Regions from separate parts of the Homo sapiens genome. Here region 2 is linked to region 1. A link is a loop called in an ENCODE intact Hi-C map of the cell type or tissue named here. Cell type or tissue: sigmoid colon. All regions are shown on one strand. Links, peaks and the distances in the headings refer to the core of each region. The heading gives the core; the rest is flanking DNA.

Region 1 (8,321 bases), core at 216-8,215:
CTTTCTTCCCTTCTTGGTTGTGGGGCAGTTGAACTATTCTTTCAACTGTTCTTGGATTTTAGATACTGTTATTATGAACATTTTTCAGAATTGTATTGCATATTTAGTTTAACAGTCTATATGAATTAAAGGAAATCAAAGTCCAGATAATAGCACAGATTTGAAGTGCTAGAGATTACTTTTTCCTTTAAAGTTACTTTAAGTTTTTCTTTTTAAATTGCTTTAGTTCATAGTTGAAGTCCAAAGTACACAAATCCCCATATCAAAAAGCTTAAAATTGAAGTCATCTAACTTAGTTTTAAAATTCTAACATTACTGTATTTGTAAACCAGCACCGAATTGCCATTAAGTTTCTTACAGTTCATGTTTCTGTATACATCTTTTTTTGTGATCTGACTTATTTTATTTTGCTTTATATTAGAATTTTTTAAACTCGAATGTTAGATCTTTTTCTGCTTTATTTCTGCCTCTTGTTTAACCTTTTCCTAGGTAGAACATGGAGATTAGTTTTTTAAGTTAACCTTAAAAAAAAAATAGGCTGGGTGCGGTGGCTCACGTCTGTAATCCCAGCACTTTGGGAGGCTGAGATGGGCAGATCACCTAAGGTCAGGAGACCAGCCTGGCCAACCATGGTCAATGTGGCAAAACCCTGTCTCTACTAAAAATACAAAAATTAGCTGGGCGCAATGGCGGGCGCCTATAATCCCCAGCTACTCGGGAGGCTGAGACAGGAGAATCTCTTGAATCTGGGAGGCGGAGGTTGCAGTGAGCTGAGATCGCACCACTGTACTACAGCCTGGGCAACAGAACGAGACTCTGTCTCAAAAACAAAAACAAACAACAACAACAAAACAAACAAAAACACCAAACAGGCCAGGTGCAGCGGCTCACGCCTGTAATCCCAGCACTTTGGGAGGCCGAGGTGGGCGGATCATGAGGTCAGGAGTTCAAGACCAGCCTGACCAACATGGAGAAGCCCTGTCTCTACAAAAAATACAAAAATTAGCTGGACGTGGTGGCACATACCTGTAATCCCAGCTACTTGGGAGGCTGAGGTGGGAAAATCTCTTGAACCCGGGAGGCAGAGGTTGCGGTGAGCCGAGATCGCACCACTGCACTCCAGCCTGGGCAACAAGAGCGAAACTCCATCTCAAAACAAAAAACAAAACACCAAACCGATATCATCATAATAGTTATAAGCCTTCGTGAAATTCTTGGTTGCATTTTGTCCTTATTGCTCGCTGACTTTGTTTTTCCCACTGCTTAGCTTTGCTGGTCCATTTGTCCCTGTGTTTTCCATTTGCATTCAGGCCTTTGACTCTTGTGTGCATCTCTGCCCTTGTGGAACTTTGATGATTATTTTATTTTATTTTTTTATTTAAGTTCTAGGATACATGTGCACAACGCGCAGGTTTGTTACATACGTATACATGTGCCATGTTGGTGTGCTGCACCCATTAACTCGTCATTTACATTAAGTATATCTCCTAATGCTATCCCTCCCCCCTCCCCCCACCCCATGGCAGGCCCTGGTGTGGGATGTTCCCCTTCCTGTGTCCAAGTGTTCTCATTGTTCAGTTCAGAACTTTGATTATTTTAGCCTCTCTGAGCCTTGAAATATTTTCTTGCCCTCACATTGAAGTCACTTTAACTTTTGTTGTGAAAGCTTCGTATAGATTCTCTCAAGCGTTTCCTCTTTGATCCTTTATTCTCATCTTAGCACGTTGTAGTTTATAACCACCTGTTTCTGTCTTGATAGTAGCATCCTAGTCTTCAGTGGACCCCCCCCATATATATATATAATGGTTAACTGTATCTTCTATATTTTTATTATAAAATAAAAGGTACAGAAAGCTGCCTAAAACAAACTGTATAGTGAACTATTAAGACAAACAGCCTTGCCTCTGTATTTCAGCTGTGCCTTGTCCTGTAGCTGCTGGCCGCCTCACATCACAGATTGGTGTGGCTGCCTTTATTTTATTTATACACACCAAAACCAAAGATGGTCAATATGCCTTTCTTTTTTTTGTTTTTTGAGATGGGGTCTTACTCTGTCAGCCAGGCTGGAGTGCAGTGGCGCAGTCTCGGCTCACTTTAACTTCTGCCTCCTGGGTTCAAGTGATTCTCTTGTCTAAGCCTCCTGAGTAGATGGGACTACAGGCACGTGCCACCGCACCTGGCTAATTTTTGTATTTTTAGTAGAGACACGGGGTTTGCCATATTGGCCAGGCTGGTCTTGAGCTCCAGACCTCAAGTGATCCACCTGCCTTGGCCTCCCGAAGTGCTGGGTTACCTGTGAGCCACTGCGCCCAGCCAATATGCCTTTCTTTTAAATTGCCAACTAGAGTGTGACAAGAAAGCCTTTGGCCTCTCGTTTGATCAGGTTTCTTGAAGAAGCTTTTCGTGAAAGATAGAGTGGTAGTTATTTATGTTTCAGAGACTTTTAAAAAATCCATACACAAGTCTTTCAGGATCTTCTCATTCCTTTTTTAGTTATTTCTTTTAAAAAGTAGTCTGATATCTTACCTTACAGGTTGGAGACCCTGATGGATTCTGCATCGTTTTAGGATTTGCCTCTGATTCTTGCTAGTGTTCTCTTTTCTGTCATTATGGGGTTTGCCCCGTTTTCTCTAATGTGCTATTCCTGTGTTTTGGTTTTGAGTTCTTGGTTGCATGTGACCTGACTGCTTCTGGAGACAGTACAGTGCTTGTCGTCTCTCAGCTGCTGCTTCTGTGTCTCAGGAGGGCTGAGGGCTGCCCTCCCTCGGGAGCCTCCGTGCTTCCTCAGGCTTTGCTCTTTGTTCTGTACCTCTCTTCACGTTACCTTTGGGTGGTGGTTTTCATTCCTGTGCCGCCTGCTTCTGGGCCAGTGATCCAGGTGTCTGGTGACCACCCGGGCACAGCTGCTTGGCTGCTGTGGGCACCTCAGCTTCCCATGTCCTGTAGGGAACTCACCCACCGGCCTTGCTCTCCACACCTCTTACTCCTGTGTCCCCTTTCTCGGGGATGCTGCCCCCTCCTGCTGTCCTGTCCTCTGTTAGGGGTGAATCTTGAATCCATCTTATCTCTTACTCTCCCTCCCTCTCCCAGCTCAGTCGGGCTCTCACCCTCTGTGACCCACCTCACAACTTCACCTGTTTCATTGCACTTTGCATCCGACCTCGCCTTCATTCCTTAGTTGTCTGGAAATGCTCCAGGCCTCTGCTGCTTCTCACCTCATTCCCCAGAAACAGTCAGGTTCTGTCTCTTACCAGAGGTAACTGAGCTGCTGCTGGCCTCATAGCTCCTGTCGCCCTCACTGCGGGTTTGGTTTTCCTCTTATCACAGTGGTCTGAAGTGCTTGGATAGTCTAGGACATCCAGCCCCCTCCCCAGACAGGGACTCCTTAGGGCGTCTCTGCTCCCAGGCTGGCCTTGGCCCTTCTGGGGTGCTCAGGAAATGGGTATGCTGTGTGTGGGCAGTGGTTGGCTTTAACACTAGTCATCATGTGTAAGGTGATTTGAATAAGTCTAAGGAAAATTGCACTTATTTTTGGTGTATTTTCTTTCAGGGTTATTTTGGAGCTGTTGGAGCACTCCTTGAGCTGTTGAAGATCCCGTGATCATTACCTGGGGAGGGGTTCCTGAAACCTTCCACAATGGGATCTGTGGACTTTCATTTTTTTAAGAGACTTACTCAATTTCATGACTGTACTACCTGAAACAAAGTGAGAAAGGACAGGTGTATTTTTCTAAGTCATCAAGATAAATCCTTAAGAATTCAGTCTAAATTAGCAACCAGGAAGGAAAAATATATTAAAAACAACAAAAAAGTGGCACATGTCCAGGCAGTGTGAGGATTTGCTGTATATAAGTTGCCTGCTTTGTATTTTTGAAATCTCTGCATCACTCATTGGAAGTGCTTCTGAAGAGAGCTGCTCTGTGTTCAGTTGACTGGTTTTGTGTCCTGTTTGAACTTGCTGAATGTAAGGCAGGCTACTATGCGTTATAATCTAATCACAATTTGTCAATATGGTCTTGGCAATCATCTGTGCATTACTCTGGTTTGCATTAAGCCTGTGTGTGAACTTACTGTAAAACATGTTTTATTTCAAGGTTCTGCAAAATTAATTGGGCAGGTTAATTGTGTACCTGAAACTTAACAAGCAGTTTTTGGAAGGGCAGTTCCACGTTACTTTACACTAAATCCTGGGAATGAATGTCTGGAGAGACAGGGCTTCTTTTCTTGGCAGAATTTCCTTGGGTAGTGGGCGGACTGTTCTGATGCAAGTGGGTACACTGGCAGAAGCAGCACAATCTGGAGGACTAACATGAGTCAGCAGGGCCACTAGAATTGACACCCCCTCAGGGGATCAGGGAGAATCTGGTTTTTCTTTCAGGCTAAGTAGAAAAGGAAGAACTGAAGTGTCTGTCAAAGAACTCATGGGGAGTGGGGGGTCCTTCAGGGCACTGTGGCACTTGGGAGGTGAGTCTCAGAAGACTGCCTGAGGAGAGTGCCAGGCTGCAGGTGCTCTTGGTAGGGGCTGAAGCTTTTCTTTCTGCTTTGCAGAATAATTTCAAAAGCCTTTCCCAAGGAGAGAATGCACCTTTTATATCTGAGGTCTTAAGTGGTGCCCATATTGCTGTTGAAGGCAAGGATGGGCCTGTACAAAGCAGCCTTGGACCAGGAGGGAAAACCCCAAGGCTCTGCAGCCTCCCTGCTCCCCTCCGTTTAAGGCTGTGGTCAGGGAGGGATGGGCAGGGTGCCAGCCGCATGGAGGCAGCAGAGACACCCGTGTTCCAGCTGGGGCAAGGGGAACTGATATGTGGGCTGTGGGCTGTTCCACTAGGCGTGGCCACCTCTGCACATGGGCCTTGGCACTTAGGAAATATGGGTGCTGCTGCATTGGGACCTTGTGTGGGTGCAGAGCAGGATGGCTGCTGCGTGGAGGGTAATTTTGTCCCCTGGAGAGTGATTGGTGACCCTCTTCCCTGCTGCTGCTGTTTGCAGGCTCCTGGCCTATACTACCTCTGACGCCCTGATCCTGAGTTCCTCTGCCCTCCTCTGCTGCCAGCAGCGCTGTTGGTGGCCTCACCCTCCTCCAGTACCCAGGCACCAAAGATGGCACCACCATCCTCCTGCTTGTACCACAGGGTGCTGCTCCCTGGGCCAACTCCTGTGAACTTGCTCACTTCCCATGGAGACCGAGGCCAGGGCCTGCCCCTCTGAGGCCCCTGTTTTGTGGTCCTGCTGCCTCTGCTGTGCTGCGTTCAGGAGGTTGTCCACTGCTCGACGTGGGTCACCATGCAGCCCTTGCTGTTCCCACAATTTAACAGAAAAGGAAACTGAACGGATGAGTAAGGCTGCCCAGGGTCACTCAGCTGGAAAAGAGTAGAGCTGGACTCAAACCCGGGACTGTCTGTCTCTGGTGCCTGAGTTGGGAAGACGCTGTTGATGTCCCCTTCTGCCTCGCTTTGAGCTTCCTCCTCCGTGGGCCCTCCCCCTACTCTAGAGAAACTAGTCCATTCCCTCATGTTCCACCTTGTGCTCAGTAAACCCTGTCACTCCACAGCAGGGTTTTTGAGACAGTCTCGCTGTGTCACCCAGGTGGAGTGCAGTGGGGCGATCTCAGCTCACTGCAACCTCTGCCTTCCAGGCTCAAGCAATTCTCCTGCCTTAGCCTCCTGCGTAGCTGAGACTACAGGCATGTGCCACCATGGCTGGCTAATTTTTATATTTTTAGTAGAGATGGGGTTTCACCATGATGGCCAGGCTGGTCTCGAACTCCAGACCCCAGGTGATCCGCCTGCCTTGGCCTCCCAAAGTGCTGGGAATACAGGTGTGAGCCCCTGCGCCCGGCTCACAGCAGGGTTCTTGATAGGCCACCAGTGAATCCCATGCCACCGAATCTGGCATTCATTTCACAGCCTCATCTCAGTTCTCACTCAGCAGAGCCCTCTTGCCTGTCCTGCCACCCAGGCTACTAATGTTCTGGTTCATTCTCTGCTGACAGTTAGCTGTGGCTGTCCTCAGCCTCAGTCCTGGGTCTCCCCAAGCAGTCATTAGCATCACCTTGACTGATTTCCAGGGAACACTTCAACCACCCCTTACCTCTGAGCTCCAGCCCCGAGACACTGCCTTCTCTCTGCATTTGTTGATCTCTGTGCAGCAGTGCCCACATCCTCATCCCAGCTTACTGCCGTCTCACCACCTTCAGGTTGTGAGGTGCCCATAAACTCTGCTGTTACCATTGCCACTTCCCTGTCTTAGCAGCTGTCCCTTTCAGTCTGCCCTCCACTAGTGGCCATGAAGGGGGCTGTGACCGTGGTCCAGGTGAGAAAGGAAGGCCTGAACTAAGATGGGAGGTGGGTGGCCAGAATGGAGAGGGGAGAAGTGGATGGCCAGAATGGAGAGATGCTTAGAGGGCTGTGTTGGGAAGTGGTGACTGGATACAGGGGAGGGAGGAGAGATACAAGAGGGCACCTGGGCTCATTTGTGGACTACGTGATTTTGAGACTCCAAATAAGCACTGGGTATTTGGGTTGGAGATACAGAGCTGAGAATGATATGCATGTAGGTGGGCAAAGCAAGGGGGATTTCATGAGTTCTAAGGTAGGGTGAGAAAAATAACCGAGAGTTGAGCAGTGACGGAGGAAGCTGCAAAGAAAACGACTGCTCAGGGAGAGGCTGGCCAGGGGCCTGTGGCTCAGGGGACTGAGAAGAGGAGCTCTCTAGGCATCTGAATTGAGGTTGCCCACAATTGGTTGCAAGATCGTGGCTGGCCTTGATGGAAGCTGGGAAGCCACTCGGTCCTAGTGAGGGGTGGTGAGGAGAGCAGCAACGGCCACACAGGAAGGCTTTGGACGTTTTTTCTCCTGACACTAGTTATTTCCAGGCCTGGGATATAGCTAGGGGCTTGGGGTGGGGGCAACTCTTTGCAGGGTGGTGTGGCCTGTGGAGGAAACAGGCTCAGTTCCACTACTTTGGCCAGGTGCAATGGCTCATGCCTGTAATCCCAGCACTTTGGAAGGCCAAGGCGGGTGGATCACCTGAGGTCAGGAGTTCAAGACCAGCCTGGACAACATGGTGAAACCCCGTCTCTACTGAAAATACAAAAATAATTAGCCGGGAATGGTGGTGCGTGCCTGTAATCCCAGGTACTCGAGAGGCTGAGGCAGACAGTTGCTTGAACCTGGGAGGCAGAGGTTGCTGCAGTGAGCCGAGATTGCTGCACTGCACTCCAGCCTGGGTGACAGCAAGACTGTCTCAAAAAAAAAAAAAAAAAAAAATCCGCTATTTCAGGTCACCCTGGTGCTGGCGTTCACGTGGAAGACTGCTTATCTGTATCCAGCTGTTTGCAGAGCTCAGGGAGGCCAGGGGGCTTCAGACTCCACTGTACTCTGCATTCCAGGATTCTCTGTTCTCTGGCTGTGGTGGCCTGACACACTCTTCACCACTGACCCCACCCCCGCTTGCACACTATGCCACAGGAAGGGCAGGGGCTTCCATCACAATCACTCAGTACTAGTTACCAGCTCTGATAGAATTACTCACCTTGAGTTTCCAAGTCTTGCTGAAGGTGCTTGCGTAAGTGGCACATGGATGTTCCCTCTGTTCAAAGGCATATGCACAACACTATTTTTCAAAATTTGCTTTTATTTACACGTTTGAGTCAATTACATGCATGTTTTATTTTTGAGGAGTGATTAGCAAAATGCATTAAAATTTTAAAATAGCAATTAAATATACAAAAATATAGCTTACAAAAAACTGCGAATGTTTAAAAATATTCTGCTGCAGAATTTTTAGTGTACAAAGACGTCTATGAAACCTGAGGTTCAGCATTTCATAAACCTTTTTTTGAGGGAGTTACACAATACCTAGTGAGGAAACCCGAGGGCCAAACTACAAGACGAAAAAGTGCCCCGTTCCTGGCAATGATGTCAGAAGACCAAGAGGCGATAGTTACCAGCAACACTCTAGGAAGACCAGCTGTCACCAGAAGGGAGTTCCTAACACTTGCCACACCTGCTCCCCCGACCGGGGGCCTGGGAGGGAAGGGCAGATGGAGAGGAACGGTGTGCAGTGGGCGTGAGATGCAGATCCACCAGGCTTGGGACTGGCAAAGGGAGCTGAGAAGAGAGTTCCCCCAAAGCACAAACAAGTCTGCTGACACTGGTGGGGCCCTTACAGTCACAGAAGTAAGGACTGGATGGTAAGCCAAAGGTGCTGATGCTTGGTCAAAAAGTGGAGTACATCTTTGCATCTTGTAACAATTTGGGCTCTACAGCTGAATTGGCAAAGTAAGGTTTACTACACAAGCCCCTCTTTTTCTTCTGATA
Region 2 (8,321 bases), core at 101-8,100, 59 kb before region 1:
GCTCTGTTGCCCAGGCTGGAGTGCAGTGGCGCGATCTCAGCTCACTGCAACCTCCGTCTCCCAGGTTCAAGCAATTCTTCTGCCTCAGCCTCCTGAGTAGCTGGGATTACAGGTGCTTGCCAGCACGCCTGGCTAATTTTTGTATTTTTAGTAGAGACGGGGTTTCACTATGTTGGCCAGGCTGGTCTTGAACTCCTGACCTCCTAATCCACCTGCCTTGGCCTCCCCAAATCCTGGGATTACAGGCATGAGCCATCGTGCCCAGCCCCTGATTCCTTCTTTTTTTTTCTTTCTTTTTTTTTTTAGACGGAGTCTCGCTCTGTCGCCCAGGCTGGAGTGCAGTGGCGCGATCTTGGCTTACTGCAAGCTCCGCCTCCCGGGTTCACGCCATTCTCCTGCCTCAGCCTCCTGAGTAGCTGGGACTACAGGGGCCCGCCACCATGCCCGGCTAATAATAATGTTGTATTTTTAGTAGAGATGGGGTTTCACTGTGTTAGCCAGGGTGGTCTCGATCTGACCTCGTGATCTGCCTGCCTTGGCCTCCCAAAGTGCTGAGATTACAGGCATGAGCCACTGTGCCCAGCCCTGATTCCTTCTTGATATCACTACATCTTTGTCCTCTAGGGACCTCGGACCGTCCCCCAGACCCACTGGAGCCACCGTCACTTCCTGCTGAGAGGCCAGGGCCCCCCACACCTGCTGCGGCCCACAGCATCCCCTACAACAGCTGCAGAGAGAAGGAGCCAAGTTACCCCATGCCTGTCCAGGAGACCCAGGCGCCAGAGTCCCCAGGAGAGGTCTGTCCTCATAGTCTACCTTGAGCCACCACTTTTGTGTTCCTATCTGCCCACTTCTGCCCATTGAGCCTTCCAGAAACCCTCTCCCGTCCCCTATAAATCACGCCTAATCTCTGCTCAGAACCCTAGGGCTTCCTCAGTGGGGATCTGCCCCAGACCAGCTTCCAGGCTGCTGACCAGGTCTTCACCCTGTGGCAGCCCTAATCCTCTGTCAGCAACCAGCTGGGAGACCACAGTTTTGTGTGTGTGTGTGTGTGTGTGTGTGACAGTGTCTCATTCTGTCACCCAGGCTGGAGTGCAGTGGAGTGATCTTGGCTCACTGCAACCTCTGCCTCCTGGGTTCAGGTCATTCTCCTGCCTCAGCCTCCTGAGTAGCTGGGATTACAGGCACCCACCACCACGCCCAGCTAATTTTTGTATTTTTAGTAGAGATGGGGTTTTGCCGTGTCAGCCAGGCTGGTCTCGAACTCCTGACCTCAGGTGATCTGCCCACCTTTGCCTCCCAAAGTGCTGGGATTACAGGCGTGAGCCACCGCACCTGGCAATGCTGTGTGTTTTCTGTGAGGTAGACGTAAGGACACCTGTGGACAGAGGGTCTGGGAATTACCAGAACCCAGGCAAGGGCTCCCCTGGCTCCTGTGCTCCATGGTGTGGGCTGAGGCCTATAGGAGATGCCCCAAGAGCACAAGCTGCCCTTTGTGAGCTCTTGGGAGAGGCAACTGCCTTATTCATATTTTCCCTCATTGCAGAATTCAGAGCAAGCCCTGCAGACGCTCAGCCCCAGAGCCATCCCAAGGAATCCAGATGGTGGCCCCCTGGAGTCCTCCTCTGACCTGGCAGCCCTCAGCCCTCTGACCTCCAGCGGGCATCAGGAGCAGGACACAGAACTGGGCAGTACCCACACAGCAGGTATGCATGGAATCTGGAATTATAGGGTCCTTCTGATCTCTCAAGTGAGGGTAAGAATTAGAGTTGCCCCATCTGGCTTCCTTGAACAGGAGACAAGGTGGGAATAAAGGGAGTTCAACCCAGGAAGCAAACCAGTTCCTTAGTGGGTGTATCAGTTAGCATTTGCTGTGTAACAAATAGTCCACTCCAGTTTTCCAAATTTTTTTTTTAGTAGCTTAAAATACAGCCATTTATTTAGCATATGATCCTGTGGGTCAGGCATTTGGGCTACCTACATGGGCATTTCTTCTGGTCTTGGCTGAATTTCCTCTCAAGTACTCACCGGTATATACATAAGTTCTGCCTCTGGCTGTTTGCTGAGCACCTTGGTTCTCTTCTATGTAGTCTCTCATCCTCCAGCACACAAACCCATCATGGCAGCTGGGCAGAGTTCTCAGAGAGGGCTCAAAACTGGCACAGTGTCCCCTGTGCTCCATTCTGTGGGCAAAAGCAAGTTATAAGGCCAGCCTAGATTCAAGGAGTAGGGAAATAGACTCCCTCCCTAGACGGGAGGACTGACAGGCACAGTGCAGTGGGGCTGGGTGGAGATGAGCGAGATAAGTAGGGCCATTTTTGCGCTCTGCCAAAGGGACTGTAGGGAACAGCCAGGGCCTATAGGGCAGTGGGAGAGGGACAGTGAAGGGCTGCATCAGCTGTTGGCAGGGGAACCTTTAGGCACTGTCTTACCGCAGAGATCTCCAGTTCCCAGTGAATCATGAAAACTTCTCAGTCCCCAGAGGAAGTAAGGTCTTCATCATCCAGTGGCCTGGACTCAACTCCAGATGTCAGTGCTCCCCCTCAGAAATATATAGTTGTCCATCTGGACCTCTCAGGCCAGCATGTCTCTTTCCTACTTCCCAAACTATTCCACATGACGCTGGTGCCCAGTCAGCCCTCAGTGCCCTGGGACAGCCACAAGACACATGAGCAGTTAGAGGCTGGGAGACGTCATCTTAGTACTTTTGTCATCCCCAAACTGCTCCAAGCACCTGTCTGCTTTGCAGTGTCACCTGGCCACGGGATGCCTTTCAGGAGTTGCTGTAGACCACAGAGGCAGAGGGCGCTTAGGTTTCAGTACGTTTGTAGACACAGGTCCCATGAGATTCTGTGGTATTAGATTGTGGTGGGGGAGCTGTACATCAGAATCACCCTGACTTTTGCCAGCTGTGGGGCTTGGCATGTGCATTCCGAGTTCCGTGGAGAGTCCTGCTGCAACTGCCTTTACAGACCATCACCACCTGCTATCCTCTGCTTCCCCCACCCAGGTCAGGCAGCCTCCCAGGGGTGGCTTTGTCCTTGTCCCCTCTCTTCCCAAGCCTCCGGGATGGCCAGGCCTCTCGGCTGGTGTGAGCTGTTCTGCATGAGCCATCCTGCCACCCCTTGCCCTGATCCATGGCTGCTCCCACTCATGGTGGTAGGAGAGGGACAGCAGTGGGGGAAGTGTCCAGGATTGCATGAGGCTAAGGTCAAAGTAGAAAAGGTAGACACAGGAGAGGGGAGGTTTCCCAGGTGGGAGAGGAAAAAGCGGAGAGAATAATTAATAATGGTCTTCAGGCTCCTAGGTACCATTTCACTGTGTGCCAGGACAGACCTGGGGCTACAGGTCAAGGACTGAGGGCAGCTGTTGGGCTTTCAGGCCAGGAAGCAGTGACCAAAGGGACTGTGGCATCTCCTCCAAGGGCAGGAGATTTGGAGGCCTAGACACAGTAGGGACCATGAGATCTGGGCCAGAGGGACCCTTCTCCAGGCCTCAAGGTAATGGTCTTTGGGTCTGTGTTTCCACTTGTGTTTTTCCACCGGCAGGTGCGACCTCCAGCCTCACACCATCCCGTGGGCCTGTGTCTCCATCTGTCTCCTTCCAGCCCCTGGCCCGTTCCACCCCCAGGGCAAGCCGCTTGCCTGGACCCACAGGGTCAGTTGTATCTACTGGCACCTCCTTCTCCTCCTCATCCCCTGGCTTGGCCTCTGCAGGGGCTGCAGAGGGTAAACAGGGTGCAGAGAGTGACCAGGCCGAGCCTATCATCTGCTCCAGTGGGGCAGAGGCACCTGCCAACTCTCTGCCCTCCAAAGTGCCTACCACCTTGATGCCTGTGAACACAGTGGCCCTGAAAGTGCCTGCCAACCCAGCATCTGTCAGCACAGTGCCCTCCAAGTTGCCAACTAGCTCAAAGCCCCCTGGTGCAGTGCCTTCTAATGCGCTCACCAATCCAGCACCATCCAAATTGCCCATCAACTCAACCCGTGCTGGCATGGTGCCATCCAAAGTGCCTACTAGCATGGTGCTCACCAAGGTGTCTGCCAGCACAGTCCCCACTGACGGGAGCAGCAGAAATGAGGTGAGTCCTCGCCCTTCCTGGCAGGGATCCTGGCCCCTTCCCCCGGGACAGCTTGCCCACCTGGCCCTGGCCTTGGCCCCTTCCCAGTCTGCATTCTGTGTCCAGCCTGTGCTGCTCTGTGGCCTCTCCTTGAGGGCATACAGACAGTTGAGAACCAGCCTCATGCAGGCCCCACACCATGTTCTCCAGGAGGAACAGTCATTGAGCTTCTAAGTCTGGACACCTCAGGAGGGTCAGCCACAGGGGGCACCCACTGGTCAGGTGTATAAGTTCATTTAGGGCTCGTAGTTCCTAGTGAAGCCGAGCGGTGCCGTTTTGCACATAAGGAAGCAGTGACGGGGACAGCACAGTGGCCCATCTGCCTCTTGCCTTGCTCTTCACCAGGATGCCTGGTGTGTCCCTCCATGGCCAGGCTTTACAGAACGCAGTCCCACCTGGAGCAGCCACTCGGACCCAGCAGCCCCCCATTGTTGCCTGCTCCAAGCCTCACATCTAACCCTAGCTGCGGCTGTCTGCTGGGAAGAGCCAAGTCCATAGGGCCCTTTGGGCACATGGCCAGGCCTCTGACCCTGTGGCTGCTCTCTAGTTCTCAGGCCCAGGCAGGATGTCAGTGCAGGATGGAGCCCCGCCCTACCAAAGGCTTCCAGGTGGGCATGAGCTCACAGGCAGGCCAGGGAGTAGGGAAAGGCTGCCCTGGAGGAGGCCACCATTGGTGCAGATTCTTGGTCCCCTCTACCCCCACTGCTCCAAGAAAAGGTGGCCTAGGGGCATTATAGATTGGGAATTGAGGGGTTGGAGTGTTAGTTCATGCCCTGGCCTGGGAATGGGACCGCCCTACCAGGTTCGTCTCCCTGCCAACCCCAGTCCCTTCCAGTGCTCTCCTTTCTTTCCCAGGAGACCCCAGCAGCTCCAACACCCGCCGGCGCCACTGGAGGCAGCTCAGCCTGGCTAGACAGCAGCTCTGAGAATAGGGGCCTTGGGTCGGAGCTGAGTAAGCCTGGCGTGCTGGCATCCCAGGTAGACAGCCCGTTCTCGGGCTGCTTCGAGGATCTTGCCATCAGTGCCAGCACCTCCTTGGGCATGGGGCCCTGCCATGGCCCAGAGGAGAATGAGTATAAGTCCGAGGGCACCTTTGGGATCCACGTGGCTGAGAACCCCAGCATCCAGCTCCTGGAGGGCAACCCTGGGCCACCTGCGGACCCGGATGGCGGCCCCAGGCCACAAGCCGACCGGAAGTTCCAGGAGAGGGAGGTGCCATGCCACAGGCCCTCACCTGGGGCTCTGTGGCTCCAGGTGGCTGTGACAGGGGTGCTGGTAGTCACACTCCTGGTGGTGCTGTACCGGCGGCGTCTGCACTAGTGAAGCCCTGGGCTCTTCCCACCACCCATCTGTTCCGTTCCTGCAGTACACCTGGCCCCTCTCCGAAGCCCCTTGTCCCTTTCTTGGGGATTGTGGAGGCTGGGTCAGAGGGGAGTTAAGGGACTGCAGGCCTGGCAGCAGGACATGCCTTGGCTGAACCAAGTCCTGAGAGCAGCATCTCTGTCCCCACGGTGCCTTGTGTGGGTCCCCGTCCTTGGCTTTCTGGGTCCTGGGCTGCCCCCAGTGCTCCAGACCTTCCCCACTGGCAATCCAGGTTATCATCCATGTCCTCCAGAGGAGCTTCCTCCTCCAGGCCTCAGCCCTGTTGGCCCAGGTGGAGCAGGAGGGACCACTGGAACATGTGGTGCTTGGGAATGCCTCTCCTGTTGCATTGGTCCCTGAAGGCCTCAGGGCAGGTATGTGGTGTGTGGGCGACTCCACAAGACCTGCCTCCCATCCTGGCAGCCCAGCCTGAGACCGTTGCATTGAGGCAGGCAGGAGCGGCAGGGTGGCTGCTCTCCAGGAGCCCAACTGCCTTGAGTTCCTGCCCCACTGGGCCCCCTCCCCTGCTGGGCAATCCTGGGAAGGTCTGGAGGTTCCTGTGGACCTCAGGGAAGCCAGGGGCAGCTGTCAGGCCTGAGGAAGACCTGTGGAGCTCCTCTCCAGCCTCCTCTTTCCCTCCCCTCTGGTCTCCATTCTCTTCAGCTCCCTACATGGGCTGGGGAGGAGACACCTGGTGGGCAGAGCTCAGGCAGAGGTTTGGATTTCAGCTCCCTCACTTCCGGGGCTGTGTGGCTTTGGCAGATGTCAGACTTCTGGTCTTGCTTCTCCACGTGGACAGTGAGTATCTGGCTCATTCTTCACTGGGTTCTTCTGAGATTGAACCTACAGGTGTTTGCCAAGTGCCTGGCCCAGAGCAAGTGGCCACTGCTTCTCCCATCTCTCTCCTGCCCAACCTGGTAGAGCTGAGGGCATGAGAGGCAGAGTGCACAGTGGTCAAGGGTGCAGCTCTGCAGCACAGGCAGCCTAGGCCTGCGTCCCAACCTGCCTCTCACCAGCTCTGTGACCTTGGGCAAGGGATTTATCTGTCTGTCCCTTAGTTTTCTCACCTGTAAAAGGAGGATAAGTATATATATATATTTCCCAGTGTTGTGAAGATTAAAGGAGTTTATCGATGTAGGTCTTAGGATGAGTCCTGGCATTTACCAAGGGTTGGATATATGTTATTATCACTATTAAGTGTTGAGGGTCCAGGCATGCTGGGCAACAGGGACCCCATCTCTACAAAAAAGTTTAAAAAATTAGCCAGGCGTGGTGGTGCACCTGTCGTCTTAGCTACTTGGGAGGCTGAGGTGGGAGGATCACTTGAGCCCAGAAGCTTGAAGCTGCAGTGAGCTAGGATCGTGCCACTGCACTCCAACCTGGGTGAGAGAGCGAGACCCTGTCTCAAGAAAAAGAAAAATGCAGAGAAACAGGAGTCTTGGCTACTCCTTTAGAGGCAGACTCAGACCCTCCTGCCTCACAGCTTTATCTTTGTATTTGCCCCTTACTTTATCTTGTGCCTTGAGAAATTGCTGGGGAGAGAGGTATGTCCACTGGGCAGCTGTACAGGATGGAGGATATAGGGCGTTTCCACTCCCAGCAGCCAGGTTCCCTCACCCCAAGCTCACCCACTGTTGGGGAGATTATCTACAATAACACCAGAAACACATTGGGGTGGATTGGGGGTATCCTTATGGGTTCTTTTCAGGGAACCATTGCTGGACAAGGCACAGGAGCCACCTCCATTTCTGAGCTCTGCAAGGGACAAGAACTAGAGCCATCAGGGGCTGGGCTCACTGTGGCCCCACCCCAAGCCGTCAGCCTCCAGGGATCTACACCCTGCCTTGGCTGCTACAGCTTTTTCACTCCACTGCCCTAGGGGAGTTCAGCAACCTAATGATCTCTATCTCTGAACATCTCTTCATCCCATGCTCCAAGTCCAGCAACCTGCACCCTGGAACCAGGAGTGGACCCTACCCGAGCTGTCTGTATTAATCCCCATCCCCCACCACCAATCTTAAAAAGCCCTCTGTCCCCCTACCCTAAACCCCAGTTAGGTACCCATGCTGGGCAGGTCAGTTAACAATTTATGCACAGGTACTAGTTTTATTGTATTACCGTTCCAGGGTAGCTTTGAAAAAAGTATCTCAAAAAGGCAACATGGGCCGAGCGCAGTGGCTCACGCCTGTAATCCCAGCACTTTGGGAGGCCAAGGTGGGCAGATCGCCTGAGGTCTGGAGTTCAAGACCAGCCTGGCCAACAGGGTGAAACCCCGTCTCTACAAAAATAAGAAAATTAGCCAGGTGTAGTGGCAGACGTCTGTAATCCCAGCTATTCAGGAGGCTGAGGCACGAGAATTCCATGAACCCAGGATGCGGAGGTTGCAGTGAGCCGAGATTGTGCCACTGCGCTCCAGCCTGGGCGACAGAGTGGTATTCTGTTTCAAAAAAAAAAAAAAAGGCAGTATGTAGCCCCGAAGACTGTTGCCCAAGTGGTAGAATGTTAGCACACTACCAGCCTAGGTAAAAAATACAAAAAGTAACTGGGCATGGCGGCGCCCATCTATAGTCCCAGCTACATGGGAGGCTGAGGTGGGAAGATAAGTCACTTGAGCCCGCCAGGAGGCGGAGGTTGTAGTGAGCTGAGATCGCACCACTGCACTCCAGCCTGGGTGACCGAGTGATACTCTGTCTCAAAGAAAAAAAATTATAATTTTAGCACAGTAACCAGCCATGATGGGAGATACCCTGGGTAAGGCATGTAGAAAGGGTTGAGGGACCTTCCCAGTCCCCTAGCCCCGCCTCCCATCCTCCCATCTTTTTCTTTTTTCTTTTTTTTA

Evidence for each region. Hi-C counts contacts between places; a loop is a spot of excess contacts. Peaks named below come from ENCODE experiments on the same cell type or tissue, not always from the same donor. Only the 100,000 strongest peaks of a DNase experiment are listed, where the experiment ranks them.
Region 2: a loop joins it to region 1, with 5 times the contacts of the local background. A loop is called at or near these places in 3 of 110 quality-filtered maps.

What each region holds. Positions count from the first base shown.
Region 1 is chr20:3,919,694-3,928,014 of GRCh38, forward strand. It overlaps PANK2 (pantothenate kinase 2), which reads left to right. Exons shown (of 7, transcript NM_001386393.1): 7 at 3,551-8,321. The coding sequence ends at 3,601. It overlaps RNF24 (ring finger protein 24), which reads right to left. Exons shown (of 6, transcript NM_001134337.3): 6 at 7,618-8,321. Among named protein-coding and RNA genes, the nearest start is that of MIR103B2, 6.3 kb to the left of the region's middle. RefSeq lists an enhancer at 6,343-6,512. In sigmoid colon, for the core only: no CTCF peak of the experiment used is centred there; DNase peaks (open chromatin) are centred at 4,764 and 7,968.
Region 2 is chr20:3,860,708-3,869,028 of GRCh38, forward strand. It overlaps MAVS (mitochondrial antiviral signaling protein), which reads left to right. Exons shown (of 7, transcript NM_020746.5): 4 at 625-797; 5 at 1,547-1,706; 6 at 3,549-4,081; 7 at 4,976-8,321. The coding sequence ends at 5,440. Among named protein-coding and RNA genes, the nearest start is that of MAVS, 18 kb to the left of the region's middle. RefSeq lists an enhancer at 5,305-5,806. In sigmoid colon, for the core only: no CTCF peak of the experiment used is centred there; a DNase peak (open chromatin) is centred at 4,015.